Linked DNA regions of Homo sapiens: region 2 is linked to region 1. The links are chromatin loops, found by intact Hi-C in ENCODE. Cell type or tissue: CD14-positive monocyte. All regions are shown on one strand. Each heading gives the region's core, and the rest is flanking DNA. Links, peaks and the distances in the headings are about the cores only. Region 1 overlaps FOXF2 (forkhead box F2). Region 2 has its middle 49 kb from the start of FOXQ1.

Region 1 (12,535 bases), core at 986-5,985:
AGCGGCCCGGTGCAGGCCGGGGACCGGGGAGCCGCCCCGGGAGAGCAGGGTCCAGGCCTTCTCTGTCCCCCTCCAGCCTGGGGCTACCTCAGGGACTCCTCGCGCTGCCAGATGCTTCGGACCAAAGGGCATTTCTCTGCGCCCTGAAGTCCCGGCTTCTCTAGAGGAAGTCTAAGACGTTCGGGACCCACGAAGATGCCTGCGGAGGGGCAGGAGAAGAGGCGTGCTTTTCTGCCCCATCCCTTCATCTTGCGATTGGGTTGTTTTCTATCGTCCCCTTTGGCACAGGGAGTCCTCTGCGCTCGCTGCTGTGACCGGCCCAGTTAGTTGGGAAACAAGGCTCAGAAAGAAGGCCGCAGTGGTGTTTCTGGGGTAGGGTGCTTGGCCCTCCCTGAAGCCAGGGCTCAGGGCAGCACAGGCCAGGAGCTCTGCCGGGAGAGACCCGGAACCAGAGTCTGGGTCTAGTTGTCCGGTACCTGTGCTCATTCTGAGATTAAAGTGCACGCCCCAGCCTCAGAGAATAAAATTGGAATTCCAGGACATAAGAATCCCCCTCGAGGGGGAACTTGCTCTGTGTTTGTGCGAGCATCAAAACAAAACATAATGATTCCAAAGCAATTCTATGACGTGCAGTTGGTGTGTTTGAGCTACTTCTAAAGCTGGGCTTTCTCTACCAGCTGTCTAGCAATTTACTAAAAGGCACAGCAGCACCTTTTGTACTCTGAGGCAAAATAAGACACCCTGCCATCCACTGGATGACTTTGTTTCTGAAGAGGTTTTTTTTTCTTTCTTCTTTCAGTGGGACTGCCCCGTTACCAGCATCACTCTACTCCAGTGTGTGACAGAAAAGATTTCGTCCTCAACTTCAATGGGATTTCTTCTTTCCATCCCTCAGCTAGCGGGTCGTATTATCACCATCACCACCAGAGCGTCTGTCAGGATATTAAGCCCTGCGTCATGTGAACGGAAAGAGGCCAAGCGATGGCCGCTCTCTCCTCTCCCCTCCTCAGAGGGGGCAGATAGAAACTGGGACGGATTCAAGTCACATGCACGCGGATAGCAGTAAGCCACACACCTGCCACTTAGCCAGAATGCCCAGGATCGCGTTGGTCACTGTTATTTGCCTACTGCTGGAAGAAGGACAACCGCTGGCAAGGTAGCGTTCCCCAATCTGAATACCTGCAGGCTCCCACATGAGGGAGAGGGCAGACTCAGGTGGGAAGATGTGCCATGCGTAAGGCATCAACGTGTATCTGTGGGATCTTCGTTGCCTTCAGTAATCAGGGTGTGAAAAAAGCAGACAAGTTGTGTGTGTGTGTGTGTGTCTAAGAAAACTTGTGTGCTTTTCAAAAAGGCAGTGCTAAGCACAAGATTTCAAGAAAGCCTCTTCTTGTTGCCTAGCTGAGTGGGAGAGTCATTTTCCCCAGACACTACATTTGGATACAGGTGCCAAAGAACATTATTAAGGAATTATTTAGAAACAATGTGTCTAGTTTAAGAAAGTGGTTTTCAGTATTGTGACAATACAACGTTTTTACAAGGTTGTTTTCTACCACCATATTTTAAAGATATTTTTATGACCGTGTATACTCACACTTTGCTTGTATTTTAAAAGGAGGATATATTTGCACTTATGTATACTTTTACAGTTTGCCAAAATATTTTGTTGTAAAATTTTTTTTCAATAAAATGTATATAACAAATAGTTGTTTTAGGGGCTGATTTTCTCTTCGGGCACCCTGAGAGCAATGGATGCCAGTTTCTCCTCCCCGGCAGGCAGCTGTGCAACTCTACCCACACCCCCTCCAGTGGTGTAACTGACATGGTGTGGGGTCTGTGCCTTGAGTAACACAGGCCAGGTTCTGATTGTGAGTCTTCTCAGGAGAAAAACAGTGGAAGAAACGTTTTCTGTTATTTCTTTCTTTACTTCACCCCAGCTTTTTCTGGCAAAACAAAAACCAGAAGGTGAAAGGAACTAGAAAGAAAACCAGGCAAGATACCGACCAGGGTTTGATTTTGAGGAAACCAATTTTGTGCCCCTTCTGTTTTCTTTCCTGTGCCCGGGGAGTGTTCTGCCCTTTGCCCTCTCTCCCTCCCGACTGGCATGGGTTGACAGATGTGGGGCACAGTGGTAAGCCCCCCTCCAGGGTTGGATGCCCAAAGAACAGCACCCTGCTTCTTCCCTTTGCACGTTGCAATTTTGTTATGGGTGGCGGTCACATGCTGTCAGAAATGGGGTTCAGATCTGAAGAATGCAGGGGGATCCCTGAGCTGCAGGGGGCAGGCTCCCAGCAGGGGGTTTAACTTCCTTGGGGAGTTTAATACAGAAGCTGGACTCCCCACACGTTGCTCTGTGGCTGCGGCCTGTCCCACCCTCCAATTCAGAGCCTGGCTGGCCCTGCTCAGCATCGGCACATAGCAAGCCGGTTCAGCCCTTCCTTCCTCCCGGCCTCCTCTCCCCACTCCTCCCTTTTAACCAGGGATTTAACAAGGGAACCCCTCAGCCCCTTTTTCTGTTCCTGCTAGATTTCCCAGTCACCAGTGTTACAGGCAGAGCTGGTGACGCTCCCGATGGAAGAGCAAAATGGGCCAACTAGGCAGGAGGACTGACCTTCTGTCCCAGCAGCCCTTCACCATCACGAGCCATGTTGGGGACAATGGGTCTGAGAGAAGCAGAGAAATTATCTGCTCCAATCATGCTGTGCATTTTCCTCTCCAATTCAGGGCTGGAGTTTTGTTTTTGTTTTTTGCTTTTTCTTTCTTGATTGGAAAACTCACCTTTGTTTCTTATCCCTTAAAAGGTCTTTCTCCCAGTCAGTCACCAGACTCTTGGTATTCGTAGGGAACTGTTTCACACCCCAGGGTTTTTGTATTCTAAGTGAATTTCACTGCAAAGAGCGTCTCCTGAGTGAAACATCTTGTTTCCGAAAGTCTTAACCATCTTTCTAATCTTTAGGTTTCCTTCCTATATCTTCTAAAATTAAGAAGTGATTTAAACATTTTTTGTCTCTCCATTATCATATTTGCAGTTAAATAAGGCCTTTTTATTTTCTTTTATAGTGAGCTACTCGGGGGCCTGCTATAAATTATGAAGTCAGTTTCAGAGTTTGCTCCGACCACAGTGCTGTGTTTACATTCCTTCCGAGGCAGCCGGCATGGTCGTAATTTATATCCTAAACACTTGAACGTAACTTGTTTATACAGAGAATGACAGGACCTCAAAGACGAAAACTGCGTCTGCCTGCCTGGCCGCATTGGGAGGCCCAGCGCGCCCCCTGGTGGCGCGAGGAGATCCGCCCAAGGCGACTCAATGATTCCTTCAAGCTGCGCAAGAACTTGACAAAATGACCCGTTTTGTGGTGCCTTCCAATAGAGACATTTTTAAGTATCTCACTTTCATAAGTTATGGTTTCCAGTTTTAGGAAATACTTTGCTTTCTTCTTTCTTCTTCTTCCTTTTTTTTTTTTTTTTTGAGACAGGGTCGTGGTCTGTTGCCCAGGCTGGAGTGCAATGGCACGATCTCAGCTCACTGCAGCCTCCACCGCCTGGACTCAAGTGATCCTCCCGCCTCAGCCTCCTGAGTAGCTGGGACCACAGGCACGCACCACCATGCCTGGCTAATTTTTTAATTTTTGTAGAGACGGGGTCTTGCCTCGTTGCCCAGGCGTGGGCTTTTTTCTATTTTACTCTTTTCGCCTACTGTCTCATCCTGAAACCAGATCACAATTCAGTAAGAACAGGCCTGACCATGCTCAGCAGATGCTAAAGCCCTGACTTGCTACGTATATTCTTCATTTCTACATTTCTCCCCAAATAAGGCTGTTGTTTTGTTTCCTTTTGAGTCAAAATTGTTTCTCTCCTAACTGTCCCTCAAAGACACACACGTACACATAGACTCATTTATATTCACCCTTTTTTTTTTTTTTTTGGAGAAACATGCAGTGCTTGGCTTTAAAAGTTGCTCAAATGTTAGTGATTAAATTGAAAAAAAGTGCTACACCTTTATAAGTGAAAATAAATGAACTAACTCAACTAGGGATAAATACCTCAACTGTTTTTTCGTCAAATGGATTTTGAACTTAGGTTTTCTGCTCATTGGCGGAATAAAGTGGTATATTAAAAGATTTTATTGTTTTCTATAATAATTATTGTTTTTTGTTGGTTTCATTGGAGCTGTATACATAAAGACAAGACCAGGGAACTACTAAGCATCATGCATCAAGTGCTGGGCACCGTGGCTGTCTTACCAAATCTCACACGGCTATCTTACTTAATTCTGTCAATATCCCTCTGAGGTGCTGATATTGACCTTATTTACAGATCTGTACTAGCTCCTGACTAGGTCATGACTTTGGGGGGTTTGACCCATGTCTTCTGATTTCAGTTTATTTCCCTCGTTTCTCCAACACTGCCTCTAAGAATTTTGCAACTGACACTGCAGATCTTTGAGTGGCAGGAATATTCCCTCTGAAGCAGCAGTTCTCACACTTGAGTGCACATCAGAATCACCTGGAGGGCTTGTTCAACACAGGCTGTGGGTCCACCCCACCCTCCATTTCTGATTCAGTGGGTCCAAGGTTGTGTTCAAAGATGTGTATTCCTAATAAACTAATAAAAGAAGGTGATGCTGATAATGTTGGTCCTGGGACCACACTCTGAAAACTGCAGCTCTTGAAAGGCAGTTTCGATTACAGATCTTTTTATAGGTTCCAATGGATAGGTATTAAGGATAGCCTATTAATTGGTTAAGCAAAGATCTGGAAAGGTTTTTCAAATAGTTTGTCCATCTAAATGCCTCTGTGATTGATTATGGGCCCCTAGGAAAATGCAAGGCTTAATTTTGAACCCTAGGCCAGAAAGTAGGATCTCCCCATTTTTATTCAAAGCAATGAGGCCTCTTGTTTTATTGTAGTAAACATTGCAGAGAGGAGTCAGATGGAATCATTGAAGTCTACCTGCCTCAGTGGAACAATAAGTCTAGGTACTTGCACACAGCAGCCAGTCAGAATTCTACAAACAGAAGGAGGCAGTAATGGGAGCAGACAGGAAAAGAAACTCCATTATTGGTTATAAAACCTTTTGAGGGTAGAACAGAGAAAAGGCAAAGAAGGGGGGCTGTGATCTCAGAGGATAGCAATAGTGATCCCTAGATATGAATGGGTAGGCAGAACCGTGGGTGAAGAAGGGAGAGAGACAGAGAGAGGAAAAGGGAGAGAAAGGAAGAGAAAGAGAGAGATGGAGACAGAGAAGAAGGAGGGGAAAGAGGAAGATAGTCAAAAAGAGGGAAAGAGGAAGAGAAAGGAAGAGAGAGGGAGAGAAGAGAGGAAGAGAGACACATAGAGAAGGAAAGGGAAAAGAAACGGAGAAGAAAGAGAGGGAGGGAGGGAGAGAGGGAGATAGGAAGGGAGTGAGATGGGGTAAGAGAGAGACAAAGAAAGAAGAGAGACTGGGAGAGAAAGAGAGATACACAGAGAAAGAGAGAGGAAGGGCAAAGATGGGTGGAGGGTGTGGGAAGAAAGGAGGAGGAGGAAGGAGGGAGAGAGACAGAGGGAGAGAAAGGGTGGAGGAGGAGGAGGAGAGGGAAGCAGGGGGAGGGAGGTAAGGAGGGAAAGAGGTCTGGAGAGGAGGAGTCTGCAGACATTTCCTGAGCTCCTGTCCCTGGAGCTGAGAGGCAGCCCTGGAAGCTGGATTCCTGTCCTCTGAGGCCACCATTCTCTCTCCAGGTCCCCAGTGCCAACCCACGAGCTGAAAGACCCATGGACTTCTGTTTTACTTGGCTTGGCCTGAATTCTGGGGAAGTAAGTGAATTCTCTAGTTGTGCATGATCAAATTTTCTGAACTGCCACAGCGACTTATACAGAATTAGGGAGAACAATCTTGACTTAGATTTTAGAAAGTGGAAGTCCGATTTCTGGGGAAAATCTTCAGGTCCCTAGGATAGGCCACGGTATGGCATTAAAGGGAATTAGCAGCTCCTTCCCAAAAGAAACACTCTCTTTGTAGATTCGTATTATACCTAATTACTCTGCATCATGGTGATTAATTCAAAACAGGCACTGACTTACTTAGAATGGAAATATATTTTAATATATTTTATCCGAACGGAAATACATTTTACCAAACCTGCCTCTATGAAACACTATCTTAGCAAGAAAAAACACCACAAATGTAGACATGGCCAGGGAGGGCCAGGGCACACAGACGTCAAGGTCATTGGGGAAAAAATGAAAGTCCTGGAAGTTCTTTTTGAGTTCAGAGTGCCCCAAGTCCACAGCAATCCAACTGATAAATATTCATCTCTCCATGTCCTGGGGGACGTGTGTGAGATACGGAGCCTTGGCCATCCCACGGCTGCATCGCCAGGCCTGTGGGCTTAACTGTATTCACGAGAGCACAGACGGAGCGGACAGCGGGACAGCTTTCCCTCCGAAGGGCCCATTCCACCCTCCAGCCTGGCAACGGAGGCTCGGTCACAGCCGGGCAGTGACTCGTCTGCCGGGTGGCACGGCCTCACCTCCCCAAACTGGCAGAGCACCTCCCCCTCAGATTTGGAAACCGCTGTGAGTTAGGTGGAGTCCAAGCCTGGAGTGTGGGGAGAGGAAGACCTGCCTCCTCGCTCCTCCTTCAGCAGCTCCACGCAGCACAGAGCGGAAGTGTCGGTAGACCGTGTTGATTGACTGACTGGGCCCCAGCGCGCCGTGTGCTAATCCCCGCTAAGAGCTGTTCTTCAAGGAGGGGAGGAACTGGACCTGCTGTCAGAACAGAATTGCTTAGCTGGGTTGAGACACAGGGAACCAGGCCAGGATCTGGCATCTCAATAGGGATTCCAAAGACACCAGGTCCGCTGACGGACTCACTCTGGATGACACACTTGCTCACAGCCTGAGTGAGTGCACAGTAGCCCAGCAAGCTCCAGGGGGAAAAAAAAACCCCCTGCGGCCGTCCCGTGGCCCATCCGGCCAGTTCACACAGTCACCTGGGGTAGGCCGAGGTGTACTTTAACAGCTCCCTGGATACAGCCGACAGGTCTGTGGGAAAATGTCCGACCTCTCTATTCATCAGGAAATGCAAATGAAAACACAGTGAGATACCACCTCACACACATCTGAATGGCTTTTATCAAAAAGACAAAAAGTAAATAAGTATTAGCGAGGATGTGGGGGAAAAGGAACCCTTGCGCACGGTTGGCGGGAATGTAAATTAGCACCGCCATTTTGGAAAACAGTATGGCAGCTTCTCTGTAGACTAAAAATGGAACTGCCAGAGGCTCCAGCAGCCCCCCTTCTGGAGGACGCTCCATAGGAGCTGAAATCAGTATGCGGAAGAGATGTCTGCTCTTCCAGGTTCACTGCAGCGGTGTTCACAACAGCCAAGAAATGCAATCAACCTATGTGCCCATCAACTGATGAACAGATTTTTAGAATTCCCTGTACATACAATGGAATATGACAGTGGTTCCCAATTATTTTGGCACCAGGGGCCGGGTTCATGAAAGATAATTTTTCCACAGACGGGGCAGAGGAGTCAGGGACCCCTGGAATACGGCATAGCCTTAAAAAAGAAGAAAATTCTGTCATTTGAGACCACATGGATGGAACCAGAGAACTTAAGGCTAAGTGAAATAAGCCAGCCACAGAAAGACAACTACCACATGATCTGACTTATATGGAGAATCCAAGAGTCGATCTCATAGAAACTGAGTAGAAAAGTGGTTACCAGAGGCTGGGGGAGAAGAAGGGATGGGGAAAGGGGAAAGGGGAGGTATTGACCATAGGGCACGTCTCAGGTAGACTGCAGGGGTAGGTTTTAGTGATCTATTGTGTGCCATGGTGACCGCAGTTAATAGTAATAATAATGTATGCTAAAGGAATAGATTCTTCACATTCTCACCACAAAAAAACGGGAAGTCGGTGAGGTGATGGTGTTAGCTTGATTGACTCTTTCTACAATGTATACGTAGCTCAAAACATCCCATCGTACCTGATAAATACACAAAATTATTTGTCAATTAAAAATTAAAAAGAAAAAAGCTCCCCTGGTTCTTCTAATGCTCAGGCCATGCTGCTGGAGAGCAGGATTGCGTTTACAGTCGCCCTCATTCCAGGACAGCCGTCTACAGGTGGGGAAGCTATGGCCACAGCCGCATTCTCCTAGCTGTCAGGCAAGCCTTCTACACCCCAGTACACTCGAGCAGACTCCCCAACTCACCCCAGACCCTAACAGCGAGCTTTCTGGATGGGCCTGGGGCGGCAGGGGCTTCTGGGGCTCCCTAGGTGACGGCTGCTCTAGATCCATCTCCCTCAAGCTGGGAGCAGACGCTGAACCCCTAGACTCTGCAGAGGAGGGACGCACAGCCCAGCAGGCACCAGGCATAGCTCCACATTAATCAGTTACTCAGGCCTTTTTCTAAGAGAGAGAGCCGAGCATGAGGGCAGGAGCTCAAGGAGGGAGGGACACAGAAAAGGAAAGGCACGGACACGCCACGGCAGGATGAGGCTGTGGGAACTCAGGTCACAGGGACATGTCCCTTTGCGCCTTGGACGTCTGGTGCAGCCGAGCCGCCTGGCCTTACCTGCCCAGGGCCTCTTCCAAGGGCAGCTGTCAATATGCTCCTTGGCATGATGGCAAAGGCTGTTCACAGCCCTGTGCTCTAAGATACAGTAGTCCAGCAGTAAGGGCCACGCCGGGGCCGCCCGCAGGACCGGGAGAGGACAAAGCCAAGGACGCCCGGGGCTCCAGGCCAAGCACAGGGAAGCCACGGCCTAAAGAAAACACACAGAGAGACGTACACACACTCACACACACACAGACACACACTCATATACACATACTCAGAGACACACATAGACACACACAGACACACACATAGAGACATAGACACACATAGACACAAACACACAGACACATTCATATACACACAGACACATACACACTCACATAGAAACACACAGACACACACTCACAGACACACACATACAGACACACAGACATAGACACACACAGACATGCACACAGATACACAGACACACACATACTCATACACACAGACAAACACACACACATAGACACACGCACACAGACACACAGACATAGACACAGAGACATGGGCACACACACAGAGACATAGACACAGACACACACACAGACATAGACACACATAGTCACATGCACACACATACACACACACTCACAGACACACACAAACACATAGACACAAATACATAGACACACACACACATTCACATAGACACACACAGACACAAACACATAGACACAGACATAGACACGCATACACACACACATAGACACACACAGAGACACACATAGATGCACAGACTCACATAGTGACTCACAAACACAGACACACACTCAAATACACACACAAACACACACAAAGACATAGACACCCACATAGACACAGACACACACACTCATATAGACACAGACATACACGCAGACACACACACATGCAGACATAGACACAGACACACATAGGCACAGACACACTCACATAAACACAGACACACTCACACACAGATGTAGACACACACACACAGACATAGATCCACACACACACTCACAGAGGTATAAATACGGACACTAACACACACACTGACACAGACACTCACATAGACACTCACAGATACAGATACACACACTGACACATACACTCACATAGACACTCACAGATACAGATACACACACAGACATACACAAGCAAGGATATAGACAGGCAGACATAAAGACACACAAACACGCTTGCACACAGACATCTAACACAAAGAGACATAGGGACACACACAGACACATATGTTGAGATATGTAGATACACAAAAGCATGCATGCATACACACAGATGCACAGAGCCACACAAACACATAGATACACACAGACACGCAGACACACATAGACATACACACAGAGACCCACACTCACAGACACACACAGACATACATGTAGACATGCAGACATGCAGATACACCGAGACACACACACGCACATGCATACACACACAGCAACATTCAAACACACACACACACACACACTCGCACACAATCTGCTATTCAGTTGTGGGTCTATCTGCAAGCACTAAAGGCTGACATCCCATCACGCCTGCCATCCTCCCAAATCTCCAAATCCACCACAGTGGTTTCATCATCTTCTGAAGTTTCCTTTTTTCTAATCACAACCCTGCTCTAATCCCAGAAACAGGAAGAACTGCCTCTTTTAAATTAAAAGGTTGCTTTTGTTCTCAGAGGCCAACCCAAGCCCCTTGGCCATGGACAAGGCCCCCAGCTGGAACCACAGCACAGGGCAGCATCTCCCAGAACAGGCTAGGGAGGGTGCCTCCTCCAGGAGCCCAGAGCCGAGGCTGGCCAGCTATCTGCGTGGAGTGTGGAGAGGACGTCATGGCTCCAGGAAGCGGTGAGGTCCCAGGGCTCTGACTCAGGCTCTGAACATGGGGTGTCCCCTTGCAATGGTAAGAACAGGGTTTGATCAGCAAGGGCAATCCCTCTTCCTCTTAGATGACCCATCCTTTTCAAGCAAGTCCCCATCCCAAGAGGAATGGGGCAGGTCGCCGGGCTGGGAGTCCTCCACCCGGATGTGAATCTCTGCCAAGGAGCAACTGAGCAGCAGTGCCAAGTAAGGAGGCTGCTCCAGCTTCAGGTCTTCACAGTGGGCACTGGCCGCCAGATCAGTGAAGCCCACAGACAGGCCCCTCCAGGCTATAGGGAAAGCCCTGTTCCTTACTGTGCCCTGGGAATAACACAAGTACACACACTAAAGATAATGTCCCAGAGATGGCTGTGGGCTGTCTCCCGCCCACAGCCCCAGGAGTCCCTTCCAGATAGCAGCCCTGAAGAGGCTATGGCCTAGAAAAGCCATAGGGCATCTGCTAGGTCTGTCCTGCAACGGAGTGCCACAGATTGGGTGATTTACACACAGAAATCTATCATCTCAGTCCTGGAGGCTGGAAGTTCAAGATCCAAGTATCAGCAGGGTTGGTTTCTCCTGAGGCCCTTCTCCTTGACTTGCAGACGGTGTCTTCTCCCTGTGTCCCCACATGCTCTTCCTTGTGTGTGTATCTGTCCTAATCTCCCCTATTTATGGGGACACAGTCATACGGGACCAGAGCCCACCCTAGTGACTTTGTTTTAATTCAGTTTCCTCTGTAAAGACCTTATCTCCAAATGAGGTCACTGGGAGTTAGGACTCCAACATACTTTTTGGGGGAGGTGGGAGTGTGAAGAACATAATTCAACCATAACAGTTATAAATCGAGCTCACAGCTGGACAGAAATATACTTGATTTCTGGGTCCACAACCCCAGGCCTTCTCCCCTGCCCTAGTAAGCTCCAGATTAAATAGGCTCTCAGAGAGCCAGACCAGCGAGGCCCATCCCTTCTCTCCATCTGTGCCTTGAGCATGGAGTGGCTTGGAAGCTAGATTTTATTTCCTGCAGAGAGAAAACGCTAGAGCCAGCACGCAAATGAGCTCTAGCCCCCAGCGGGACTGCATTCTTTTGGGGAGGGCAAAGCCTATAGTTATGGACTCCACAAGTCCCTGGGAGAGGCAGCAGTGCCCCTGAAACTGCATCAGACACTGTCTCTGCATCAAGGCACACACCTCTCAAAAAAAAGGAAGAAGACAGGACAAAGATTTTTTTCCCCTTTTTGAACTTGGATGAGCTAGCATCGTTGCACAGTACAAACGCTGGGCATTCACAGAGGCAGCTCTCTGTGGGCCCCGGGTCTCTGCTAGCCATCTGTGAGTGGGATCTTGAAGAGTCTTAGGAGGCAAGTATTTCTAAACCCACTTCCTAGAGGAGCAAGATCATTCGCAGTCACATACCTGGTAACTGGGACAGCTGAAACCCCAACCCAACTCCATCGGACTCCACACATCAGAATCGGGCTGGTCTGTGAAAGGATGGGGGAGGCTTCCTGGCAGGATCTGTGTACCCCTTGAGCTTGACAATTGGTAAGATACACTCTGGGTGTAAGATACAGGGTGTTTGTCCACTAAGTTCATGAACAGCCCAAGACACAGCCCACACTGGAGTAGATGTCATCCATTAATCCCCTAACAATGGAACTGACCCTTGGCTGGGCACAGTGGCTCACGCCTGTAATCCCAGCACTTTGGGAGGCTGAGGCAGGGGGATCATTTGAGGTCAGGAGTTCGAGACCAGCCCGGCCAACATGGTAAAACCCTGTCTCTACTAAAAATACAAAAATTAGCTGGGTGTGGTGGTGGACGCCTGAGGTCCCAGCTACTCGGGAGGCTGAGGCAGGAAAATCTCTTAAACCCAGGAGGCGGAGGTTGCAGTGAGCCGAGATCACACCACTGCACTCCAGCCTGGGCAACAGACTGAGACATCATCTCAAAAAAAAAAGAATGCAACAGACCCCAGCGTCTGAGGAGGCTGGGCAAAGGCAGCCTGCATGGCCTCCAGGACTCCCACCCTTTCCACTGAGGTCCCATGGGAGAGAACCAGCTGCTCTGAGAGCCCGCGGGCCGTGTCTCCATCAGC
Region 2 (12,535 bases), core at 4,861-9,860, 130 kb before region 1:
TCAGCTTTTGTAATGTTTTGTGTTTGATCAAAGAGGACAACCTTGTACAGTTGCTTCTGAGTGTTTGGCTTGCCTGGGGGGTGGCATATAAAGTGTCTTTCGCAATTGCTTATTTCATTCCTAATTCTCATGGAGCTGGCATTCTTAGAAAGAAGCTGAGTTTCGCAGCGAATTGATGGCAGGGGCTCTGCAGGGCGGATGTGTGTATCTTCAGCCTTATTCACACAATGCCGTCACCAGATGAACCAACATCCACCTGGGGGCGGACCTGGCCCAGACTCTCTGAAAGAAGGCAGCTCACCCAAGCAGTACTCTGGGAACACATAAAAACTACCACAGGAGTGCCACCCCCAAGACACACACACATGCATACACACATGTGCACATGCACGGACCCATGGACACACACATTCAGACTGCCCCCCACTGCCCATCCCAATGAGCTGGGCCTCATTCCAAACTGTGCTTCTTCTTTGACCTCCATTGGACTTTAAATCACTTGGACATTGGCCCTGATTACTTTTACCGAGATATAGGACTCAATTTAGCACTGCCCACCAAAAGGAAATGGCCCCAAGGGACAGGCTGGCCAGCACTAGTGGCCACCAGCTTCCTTTGCAAGAGAGCAATCAGCATAAGGGAATGGGTGGAATTCAGATATGAGCATTGAAATAACCCACCAAGGCCGGGCGCGGTGGCTCACTCTGTAATCCCAGCACTTCGGGAGGCCGAGGTGGGCGGATTACGAGGTCAGGAGATCGAGACCATCCTGGCTAACACGGTGAAACCCTGTCTCTACTAAAAATACAAAAATTGGCCGGGAGTGGTGACAGGCGCCTGTAGTCCCAGCTACTCGGGAGGCTGAGACAGGAGAATGGCATGAACCTGGGAAGCGGAGCTTGCAGTGAGCCGAGTTCATGCCACTGCACTCCAGCCCAGGCAACAGAGTGAGACTCTGTCTCAAAAAAAAAAAAAAAAAAAAGAAAGAAATAACCCACCAAATAGAGTAGAAACTACAACCCTTCACATAAACCATCGTTAATGCCTTCACAGGGAAGAAAAACAACAGGAAAGAAGAATTAAACACTCAAACAAATTAGAATAACTTCTTAAAATATTCTTAAAATCATTTTTACTTATTTTCTCTGCTGACATAAGCCTTACCATGGCTTTCTAGAACCACGGCCTCTCCACTACAGTAAAAATTACAGTAGCAGCCAGGTGTGGTGGCTCACACCTGTAATCTCAGCAATTTGGGAGGCCAAGGCGGGCAGATCATTTGAGCTCAGGAGTTTGAGACCAGCCTGGCCAACATGGTGAAACCCCATCTCTCCTAAAAATTACAAAAATTGGACGTGCATGGTGGTGCACACCTGTAATCCCACCTACTTCAGAGGCTGAGAGAATCATTTGAACCCCAGAGGCAGAGGAGGGTGCAGTGAGCTCAGATGGAACCTCTGCACTCCAGCCTGGGCAACAGAGCGAGACTCCACCTCAAAAAACAAAAAAAACAACAGTAACCCCTCATCCACGGTTTCACTTTCTGAGGTTTCAGCCACCTGAGGTCATCGCTATCTGAAAATATCACAGCAAAGGCACACCCTGTTTCCTTGTGCTTCACATTGTCACACTTTGCAGCTATTGTATTTTTTACAGACTGAAGATTTGTGGGAACCCTGAGTCGGGCAAGTCTCTCTGCACCATGTTTCCAGCAGGATGTGCTCACTTCGTGTCTCCGTGTCACAGTTTGGTAACTCCTGCAATATTTCAAGCTTTTTCGTTATATCTGATATGGTGATCTGCGATCAAGTGATTTTTGATGTTACTATTGTAATTGTTTTGGGGCACCACAAACCCCAACTATAGAAGACAGGGATGTGTGCATTCTGATTGCTCCAGCAACCGTCTCTTTCTCCATTTCTCTCCCACCTCTCAGGCCTCCCTCTTCCCTGAAACACAACAATTTTGAAATTAGGATAATTTGTAACCCTTCAATGACCTCTAAGTATTCAAGTGAAAGGAAGAGTCCCATGTCTCTCACTTTAAATAAAAAGCTATAAATGATGAAGTTTAGTGAGGAAGGCATGTCAAAAGCCAAGATAGGCCAAAAGCTTGATTCCTTGCACCGGTTAGCCAAACTGTGAATTCAAAGAGAAACTCTTTAAAAAAATTACATGTTACTCAGTGAACACACGAATTATAAGAAAGTGAAACAGCCTTATTGCTGATATGGAGGAATTCGGAATGGTCTGTATAGAAGATCAAACCATTAATAACATTCCCTTAAGCCAAAGCCTAATCCAGGGCAAGGCCCTAACTGTCTGCAATCCTGTACAGGCTGAGAGAGGTGAGGAAACTGCAGAAAAAAAGTTAGAAGCTAGCAGAGGTTGTTTCATGAGGTTTAAGGAAAGAAGCTATCTCCATAACATAAAAGTGCAAGGTGAAGTAGCAAGTGCTGATGGAGAAGCTGCAGCAAATTGTTCAGAAGGTCTAGCTAAGAGCACTGATGAAGGAGGCTACACTAAACAATACATTTTCAGTATAGATGAAACAGCCTCCTGTTGGAAGACGATGCCATCTAGGACTTTCCTAGCTAGAATAGAGGAAGTCAATGCTTGGCTTCAAAGCTTCAAAGGGCAGGCTGACTCTCTTGCCAGGAGCTAATGCAGCTGGAGACCTGAAGTTGAAGCCAATGCTCATTTACCATTTTGAAAATCCTAGGACCCTTAAGAATTGTGCTGTATCTATTCTGCCTGTGTTCTATTGATGGAAAAATAAAGCCTGAATGACAGCACATTTGTTTATAGGATGGTATTGTAAGTATTTTAAGTTCATGGTTGAGAACTACTGCTCAGAAAAAAAAGATTTCTTTCAAAATACTACTGCTCATTCACAAGGCACCTATTCACTCAAGAGCTCTGATGTAGACGTACAAGAAGATTAATACATTGTTTTCATGCCTGCTAACACAACATCCATTCTGCAGCCCATGGATCAAGTAATAACTTCTTCTTTTAAGCCTTATTATTTAAGAAATACATTTCATAAGGCTGTAGCTACCATAGATAGTGATTCCTTTCATGGATGTGGGAAAAGTAAATTAAGAACCTTCTGGAAAGGATTCACTATTGTAAATGCCATTTAGAATATTCATGATTCATGGGAGGAGGTCCAAATATCAACATTAACACGAGTTTGGAAGAAGTTGATTCCAACCTTGATGGATGACTTTGAGGGGTTCAAGACTCCAGTGGGGGAAGGAACTGCAGATGTGATGGAAATAGCAAGAGAACTCGAATTTGAAGTGGAGCCTGAAGATGTGACTGAATTGCCACAATCTCATGAACAAATGTGAATGGATGAGGAGTTGCTTCTATAGATGAGCAAAGAACATGGTTTCTTGAAGCACAATCTACTCTTGGTGAAGATGCTGTGAACATTGTTGAAATGACAACAAAGGATTTAGAATATTAATATTACATCAATTCAGTTGAGTAAGCAGTGGCAGGGTTTGAAAGAATTGACTCCAGTTTTGAAAGAAGTTCTACTGTGGACAGAATGCTATCAAACAGCATCACGTGCAACAGAGGAATCTTTCATGTAAGGAAGAGTCCATCGCTGAGGCAAACTTCTTTGTTGTCTTATTTTAAGAAATTGCTACAGCCACCCCAGTCACCACCCTGATCAGTCAGCAGCCAACAACAGCGAGACAAGACCCTCCACCAGCAAAAAGATTGTGACTCACTGAAGGGCTTAGATAATCAGCATTTTTTAGCAATAAAGTGTGAGCAACAGGTGTGAGCCACCGCACCTGACTGCTACTGTAATTTTTACTACAGGGGAGAGCCCGTGGTTCTAGAAAGCGATGGTAAGGCTTATGTCAGCAGAGAAAATAAGTAAAAATGATTCTAAGAATATTTTAAGAAGTTATTCTAATTTGTTTGAGTGTTTAATTCTTCTTTCCTGTTGTTTTTCTTCCCTTTGAAGGCATTAACGATGGTTTATGTGAAGGGTTGTAGCTTCTACTCTATTTGGTCGGTTATTTCTTTTCTTTTCTTTTCTTTTTTTGAGACAGAGTCTCGCTCTCTTGCCCAGGCTGGAGTGCAGTGGCGCAAACTTGGCTCACGGCAAGCTCCGCTTCCCGGGTTCACGCCGGTCTCCTGTCTCAGCCTCCCGAGTAACTACAGGCGCCCACCACCACGCCCTGCTAATTTTTGTATTTTTAATTAACTTAAGTACATTTTTAGACATACTGCTATTTGTTGCACACTTAATAGACTACAGTACAGTGTAAACATGACTTTTATATGCACTGAGAAACCAAAAGTTTGTACGACTCGCTTTACTGTGATGCTCACTGTGCTGCAGTGATCTCAAACTGACCCAGCAAATGGAACTGAGGTCTGCCTGTATTTTGAGAGAGAGACCCAGCAATATAACTGAGGTATGCCTGTATTTGGAGAGGGAGACCCAGCAATATAACTGAGGTCTGCCTGTATTTGGAGAGGGAGACCCACCAATATAACTGAGGTCTGCCTGTATTTGGAGAGGGAGACCCAGCAATATAACTGAGGTCTGCCTGTATTTGGAGAGGGAGACTCAGCAATATAACTGAGGTCTGCCTGTATTTTGAGAGGGAGACCCAGCAAATATAACTGAGGTCTGCCTGTATTTTGAGAGGGAGACCACAATCACACGCGTAATAATATGTAATAGCTATTACAATTTATTGTTATAATTATTTTATTTCATTACTAGTTATTGTTGTTAACCTCTTATTGTGCCTAATTTATCAATTGAACTTTATCATAGGTATGTATGTATAGGAAACAACAGAGAACATACAATATATAGGGTTCCGTGTTATCCATGGTTTCAGGCATCCACTGGGGGTCTTGGGATGTATCCCCCAAGGAGAAGGGGGTGCTCCTAATGTGGTTGCCCTCCCAGTCTGCTGCAATTGATCTCAAAATACAGAAGAAGAGGAATCCAAATAGAAAGAGGCCAACGTCCAAAAGAAATGGCGGGACCTTGGGTGCAGGTCTTACAATGTCAGTTAAGACATTATCTCCTAAACCCCTTTCTTGGTGTACATGAAAGAAGGAGGAGATCACAAACTATCAGCACTTTGCAGAGACTGCAGCACATGGTGATAAAGGTGGTAGAATATATGAATTAATGAAACATTGTAGGGAATCCTGTCCAACTTCTTATTTTAGCAGAGGATAAAAATGAGATGGAGAGGATTGAAATGTTCTGCTTAAGGTCACTAAGATAGTTTGTGGCAAAGCTAAGGTTAGATCCTCAGTTTCTTGACTCGTCATGGACTCATAGAATCCCAGGGTTTGGAGGAATGGCCCAGACAAACCAGCCCTAAAATACTTAAAGCACTGTTTCCACATGCAGCAGGTGCAGGCCCAGTTTACTTCCAAGCTTCTGAGTGATGAGATCTCATTGCTTCCCAGGACAGCCCATCCTGCCTTGGACAGCTCTGAATGCTGGAGAATTTCTTAGTTTCCACCCCACTTCTGCCCTTGTAGTCTTACAACACAAGCTTTGCCCTGTTTTCCTTGGTCCTCAGAGTCGATAGTAGCTGTGAACCCTCTAGGTTCTCTGTCATTCTTCTGGAGGCAGTGTCAGGGCCTTTTGCAATCTGGTCCCTGTGCTTTGGGTCTATTCTGTCTTTGTCTTCTTAAATATGATGCCTAAAACTGAATGCCAGTACTCCAAAAGTGGTTACCCTAGCCCAGAGAAGGCGAGGCAGTGCAGCATTCTAGGAAATATTCCACCATAATGTAGCCAAAGATGGACGGAACAAACATATGAAAACCACCTCCTGCCCTAAGCCCTGGATTCTCGTCATCCTCACTGCTACTAAGCGCCATGGCACCCTTGGGGTACTAGTGCAGTTAATTCTTTGAGCCCAAGTGAAGAGCCTTTTTATTTAACCTTTTAAAATGTCATTCTAATACAATATGATAATAATATTGTAGACATTAATAGATAAGAATATTGTATTTTATACTCTGGATATTTGGCAAGAGAGTCAATTTTAGGCACTTTTATTGCAAAAGACGGTGATGACATGAGATAGCAGATATGTTAACTGGCTGGACTGTGGCATTCACTTCACTATGCATACATATATCAAAACATCATGTTGCATGCCTTAAAAATATACAATGAAAAATAAATAAAAATTAGAAAATAAAATGGCCTTCTGTCTTGTTCAGCCTTTTCTTCTAACCTGTGCTGTGAGGCCCTTTCGGCTCCTGATCCTGACTGTCCTTCAAAACGTGTGGTTTACCACTGAGCAGGACACAGTTAAGGCTCGCAGCTCAGCACCAGAAGTGTCTGTGAAAGCCGCTGCTGGCCATGGCTTAGACCAGCCTTTGTTGGGTGTATTCCCTGGACCTGCCAGGGAACGGCCACCCCAACCACCTCTGGCCCACATGCCTTTATTTTGTACACAAGGATATCATCACGAGAGACTGTGCCAGATGCAACCACTGTGGCTCCAGCATTTCCTTGACCTACCAGTCTAGTGGCCCCGTCAGAAGAAAGATGAATTTGCTTTCACATGATTTGTGCCTGTGAACCTGGTGTTGTGCGTGTGCCACAATGGCCCCGCCGCTCTAGCAAATATTGATGAATGTGCCCATGCCCTGCTGGTCAACCCTGCCACATGAAAGACCGATTTAAAGCAGGGGATGGTCCCTGATGAGGCCTCTAGGCTCTGACACCCCAAGACTCATCTGGGCATGATCTATGGGAGCTAGCCTGCCCTTTGCTTCCTGGGCTTATGGAGGACAGAGGCCTCTATCCTCCAGTGGCTCACACCTGTAATCCCAGCACTTTGGGAGGTCAAGGCGGAAGGCAGGGGGCACTCCAGAGCTGCTGTCCTTACACGGTCCCCAAGGAGGAACTTGTCCACTCTACTGCAAGCACAGTCCCCAGCCCTTTCTCATCTTCGGCACTCCTTGCCCGCTCCCTGAAACAGGGAGGTAGGCCCTCGCCTACCTTTTCTTCCCCTCTTGGCTCCCTGCAGGGCTGTTGCCACCTCTCCCTAGTCTCCACCAAAGCTAACAGGAAGCACTGGCTCTCAGGTCTCTTGGGGTCAGCTTTATGAATTTATGGTGCTGAAGGACTCCACTACAGCCACAGAATTCCAGCCTGTTCATTCCAATCCAGTAAAGCATTCCAATCAAACCAAAGGAAAAAAACTACGGAGCCCATAATCCTCCCGTAGACCAACAAACATGCCGCTTATCAGTTTGGATTCCAGAGGAAAGAAGGGCTCCCCATATAATAGTGATGTAAGAACCCTCTGTGTTTGCAAAACCACAATCTTCCTGATCAGAGTGCCATCTAAAATTATTACAAATAGGTCAGTAATCTCTGCCTTCAGCACAGAGGGGTCCTTTTACATTTTTTCCCTGGTTTGTTGTGTGTTATTTTTGCCATCATTCTTCAGTGTGTAGGTGGCATCATCGCCAGGAGGCAGAGACAGTAATAAACGAGCTTTCGGGTGTTGCCACTCTTTAAAAAAATCCTTTAACGAGTGGTTCTGAAGGCTGAGGTCATTGTCAGGTGCAGCCTGAGAGGAGGAGAGCCTCCTCGGTGGGGATCTTGAAGGAACACTGTCCACTTCAGTGCTCCACGACATGAGCAGCACAGCTGGCCTCAAGAAGGCTACACATACCGTCCACATGTTGGATCCAGCTGAATCGAACACGGCCAACCCTTTGAACTGCTTCAGCAAATAATATTTGACGCTTGGAATGCAGATAGCACTGTACATATTGTGTATGTTTCAAAGTGGCAGAGCACACCTTACTTAATCTGTCCTAACAACATACTGTAAGCACAGACCTTTTAACTCTTTGTGTTTAGAGTTAAGGATTCAAACTCTGAGAATTTGAAGGGGTCAAGATTGCTGGGCTAATTAGCAGACAGGTCAGGACTAGAATTGAGGTTTCTTTAACCCAAGACGTAAACTTTTCAGGGAGAGAATTAGGGAAAGAAAATGGAAGAACAATGGTGTTGGACCCAAATAGACTTGGATGCCAATCATGGCTTTCCTTGTTACCAAACAAAACAGATGGCCTAGGACTAGTTACCTAAGTGCTCTGAATTCTAGTCCCCTTAGCTGTAAAATGAAAGTATTTCCAACCATCAGGATGATGGTGAGAAATGGCACATGCAGCCTGCTTGACATGTGCTAGTTATTACCATAATGGCACCGAGTTTCTACTTAACGTCCTCACTGCACCACAGTGCCATCCGAAGGGCACCGGCAGGCGCAGTGTCTCACACCTGTAATCCCAGCACTTTGGAAGGCTGAGGTGATGGGATAGCTTGAGCCCAGGAGTTTGAGACCAGCCCAGGCAACATAATGAGACCTTATCTCTACCAAAAACATTTTTTAAAGTTAGCTTGGTGTGGTGGCATGTACCTGTAGTCCCAGCTACTCTGGAGGCTGAGGTGGGAGGATCACTTGAGCCCAGGAGTTCAAGGCTGAGGTAAGCCATGATCGTGATACTGCACTCTAGCCTGGGTGACAGAGATCCTGTCTCTAAAACAAAACACAAATACAAAGTGCACCCCACGAGTCACGTGTGAAAGGAAATGTTTTCCCAAGAGAGTCTCCTTTCATTGTTAAGCATTTTGGGGACCCTGCCTACTTTATCACCCCCTTTGAAATTAGCATCTTATGAGCTGCACCAGACTTCAGTCTCCAGGAAGGCAGGAACATACTGGTGTTTCTTATACAAAGCCTGCACACAGTCCACACCCAGTGAAAATTGCTGAATGAGCAATTATGAGGCGTTCTGCTCCAGGAAAGAAAAAAGAAAAACTAACTTTGTGGAACCAAATTTCCAAAACTTGCATCGCAGAGTCTGTCTTTCTCTGAATACCTGAAAGCTGCCTTAAAAATGCTGTTGTGGAGGGTCTGGTGTGTTCCAGCCACTCTCTGGGTAGGGGAAGTCTGTGGGGAGGGGGAGGGCGCTAGGTGGAACCCAACGGGTTTTCCATTCCAGCCATTCCCAATTTTATAAGCCCCCCCAACTCTGGGCTGACTTTTCTCATACCCAAGGATGTCACTGACTTCCTTTCTCTGTCCACCAATTCATTTAGAAAATGCAAATGCTAATTTCACTCTTAGTCTATAAGGAAAAAATAATAATTAGGAAGGTTAGTACAAGGCACATTTGCAATGTATTTCAAAAGTAAATTAGAACTTTCTCTTATAGGCATTAATGGATTAACTGAATCCTGGCTCCTACATGTTAGCCTGAGGTCAAGAGTTAAAACAACATTGAAATATCTTCCTAATCACAAAGAAATTCCAAATCAAGTCATTTCATTTGCACAGAAGTCTTGTAAATGTGATCTTTGCAGAGGGAAAGCACTCCATGGAATGAAGGGGAAGAAGGAGCAAGGGTACGGGTCCCAGTGGTCCCAGCCTGGACTCTTCCTAGCTGTTGAGCACAGCTGAAAGAACAGAGCAACACTCGAGGCCAAGGTGGAAAGAGCTTCCTTTCCTTGTAGGCCACTGACCTTACACTGGAACGAGCACCACCAGCAAACACCTGTGATGCCAATCGTCTTGCAGGTAGGAGAGATCCATCCAGGAGTGGGATGGACTCGACATAAGCTGCAGGTGTGATTCCTAAAGGACGTGCTACTCAAACACCATGGAGGCTCGGCAGCAAAAAGCTGGTGGCGGGGTTGCAAATTGCCAAGCACACCTGACACTCATGGCCCTACACGCTCATTCAACTGTTAAGATACGGAATAGAAATCTACCCCCTGGGCAACCCAAGTGTTCATTAACAGATACAAACAAACTGTGGTCCATCCACACAACAGAATATGATTCAGCCTTTAAAAGGAAGGAAACGCTGACATGGGTTACCACTGGATAAACCTTGAAGACATAGTGCTCAGTGAAATAAGCCAGTCACAAAAGGATGAGCGCTGTGTGATTCCTCTTATAGGAAGCACTAAAGTAGGCAAATCCATAGAGACAGAAAGTACAGTGGAGGCTGCCAGGGTCACGAGAGGAGGAGTTATTGTTCAATGGGTAGAGTTTCCATTCACAAGACTAAAAAGCCCAGAGACGGATGGTGGTGACGGTTTCCCACAGTGTGAATGTGCTTAACACCACTGGACTGTGTGCCTAAAATGATTAAATGGTTAATTTTATATTATATATATATTACCATAATTAAAAAGAATAGCATCAGTAGGGCCAGCACAATGGCTCACACTTGTAATCCCCGCACTTTGGGAGGTCAAGGCAGAAGGATTGCTTAAGCCCAGAGGTTAGAGACCAGCCTGGGCAACATGGCGAGGCCCTGTCTCTACAGAAAATCAGCTGGGCATGGTGGCATCTGCCTGTAGTACAAGCTACTCGGGAGGCTGAGATAGGAGGATCATCTAAGCCCAGGAAGTTGAGGCTACAGTGAGCCACTGCACTCCAACCTGGGCAACAAAGCAAGAAGACCCTGTCTCAAAGGAAAAAAAAAAATAGCACCAGCTATTTTTAAAAAATCCCCCATGGAAGTCAGGAACACTTTTATTCACTACTTCCTCAGCATCACAAAAGGTGTTTCTTCCCCATCCTGGTCTCCCAGCCAAGGATAAGCATTATAAATGCTGGTGCTTTGAGAGAAGTTGGGCTACTTCTAAAGTGGTGGTTTCTGTTTAAGCCTGGAATTTGCTCTCCCAGAGGATCAAGGACCATGTTGAGGCAGTCGGGCTGTGGAAAGCTCTGTGGCACCCCAGCACACTTTTGATTTCAACAGCATTGTCTCTAGCCGTCAAAGCATCCCTCTTTGGGCAGAAGTTTTCGATGACTGGCATTCTTTCACAATTCTTGCTCTATCAAATGTTTTTTAAAGCACCTCTGCCCATAAATGCAACACAAACAAGTTGCCCTGTGAGTCACAGGACGAGAGCACATGCTAAGTCCGCGTAATGATCTTTATGTAATTTGCCCCTTAGTCATTGTCTGGCCCATTAGGTAAACAGGCAGTGTGCATTTCTTTGAAAATAAGGGTCTCTATAAAAACTGCCATTGTGAATAGACTGAGCAATAAAGCGCCCCACAAGGTGTTTAACTGAAAGGAATGTTTTAGAGATAAAAGCAGGTTTGTTTTGAAGTCATTCAGGATAAAATATGAAACAGGATTTCCCCAAGTCCACCCTGGACATTGATTGTTTTTAAATTTCATAGGGAAAAAAAAATCACTGTGGCCTATCTGAGCCTTAGGGGCAAACGCTGAAGTCTCTCAGTGGATATCGACTTTGCACAGGAAAAAAGGCACTGAGACCCTGGAGGTGGAGCATGGAGCTCTGCCGCCTCGCTTCCTCTGTGAGCTCGGCCCTGGCATTCCTCACATCACTGCTGGCCCTTGAGTAACAGGCCCCACACTTTCATGAATATAATAGAAAGAAAGCAGAATTCGGTCTTAAATGTAGTTGAAAGCCACATCGAGGAAGATGTGGTGAAATACCCCAGGAGATGCATTGAGCTTCAGAACGTGCACTGTGTGCCGGGCCCTAGCTTTCCCCAGCCTCCTCCTGATGAACTCTGGTTTCCTCTCATCCTTCAAGGCTTAGCTGGGCCGGGCACGGTGGCTCATGCCTATAACCCCAGAGCTTTGGGAGGCCAAGGTGGGAGGATCGCTTGAGCCCAGAAGTTCGAGACTAGCCTGGGCAACATAGTGAAACCCTGTCTCTACAAAAAAAAAAAAAAAAAAATTAAAAATTAGCTGGGTGTGGTGGTGCACACCTATTGTCCCAGCTACTTGGGAAGCTGAGGCAAGAGGATCACTTGAGCCCAGGAGTTCAAGGCTGCAGTGAGCTATGATAATGCCACTGCACTTCAGCCTGGACAACAGAGCAAGACCATGTCTCTGGAAAAAAAAGAACAAAAGGCTGGGCTGGTTTAAAAGTGAGCTTCTCACCGAGCCCTTCCCAGAGGACTCTCCTCATCTGGGCCTTCCTTGGTCATGCTAATCACATTGCATTGTAACTGTTGGCTAATCGGCTTGCTCCACTGGAATTTGAAGTTCTTTGATAGAGGGAATGTCTTTCATCTCTGTATCCGCAGTCTGACGCCTGGTGCTATAGATGCTAAGTAAATAAACGGTGCTGGACTTGGACCTGAATCGATCCATCACCGAGTATGTGTTGAGTGTCTATCTACAGCCCTGCTATGGGAAATGAAGACATGCTTGTTTTCCCTAAAGAGCTTATAGCTTTGTTGGAGAAGCACTGCATAGGATACTATATCAGGCAAGAGAGGACACATTTGGATGACAGTTGCACACTATAGACAAATTTCTCAAGTAACCCAGAAGAGATGGGATGGGAGCTCTTTTCCTGAAGGTAGCTGTATGGAACACTGATGAGGATCTTGAGCATTTGGGAGCCCAAAAGAGGGACAGGCTTGGATTGAGAGGGAAAGTAATGGGGAAAGGAACTCCATGAACTGCAGGACATGGAATGCAGCATTGTGAGCCTA

What was found. Hi-C counts contacts between places; a loop is a spot of excess contacts. Peaks named below come from ENCODE experiments on the same cell type or tissue, not always from the same donor. Only the 100,000 strongest peaks of a DNase experiment are listed, where the experiment ranks them.
Region 2: a loop joins it to region 1, with 5 times the contacts of the local background. A loop is called at or near these places in 3 of 110 quality-filtered maps.

The regions. Positions count from the first base shown.
Region 1 is chr6:1,393,897-1,406,431 of GRCh38, forward strand. It overlaps FOXF2 (forkhead box F2), which reads left to right. Exons shown (of 2, transcript NM_001452.2): 2 at 800-1,707. The coding sequence ends at 963. Among named protein-coding and RNA genes, the nearest start is that of MIR6720, 9.8 kb to the left of the region's middle. RefSeq lists an enhancer at 6,138-6,639 and a silencer at 7,988-8,137. In CD14-positive monocyte, for the core only: CTCF peaks have their summits at 3,277 (motif pointing left) and 3,478; a DNase peak (open chromatin) is centred at 3,295; H3K27me3 peaks cover 5,000 bases.
Region 2 is chr6:1,256,433-1,268,967 of GRCh38, forward strand. No RefSeq gene overlaps it. Among named protein-coding and RNA genes, the nearest start is that of FOXQ1, 49 kb to the right of the region's middle. In CD14-positive monocyte, for the core only: a CTCF peak has its summit at 6,864; a DNase peak (open chromatin) is centred at 6,889; H3K27me3 peaks cover 2,522 bases.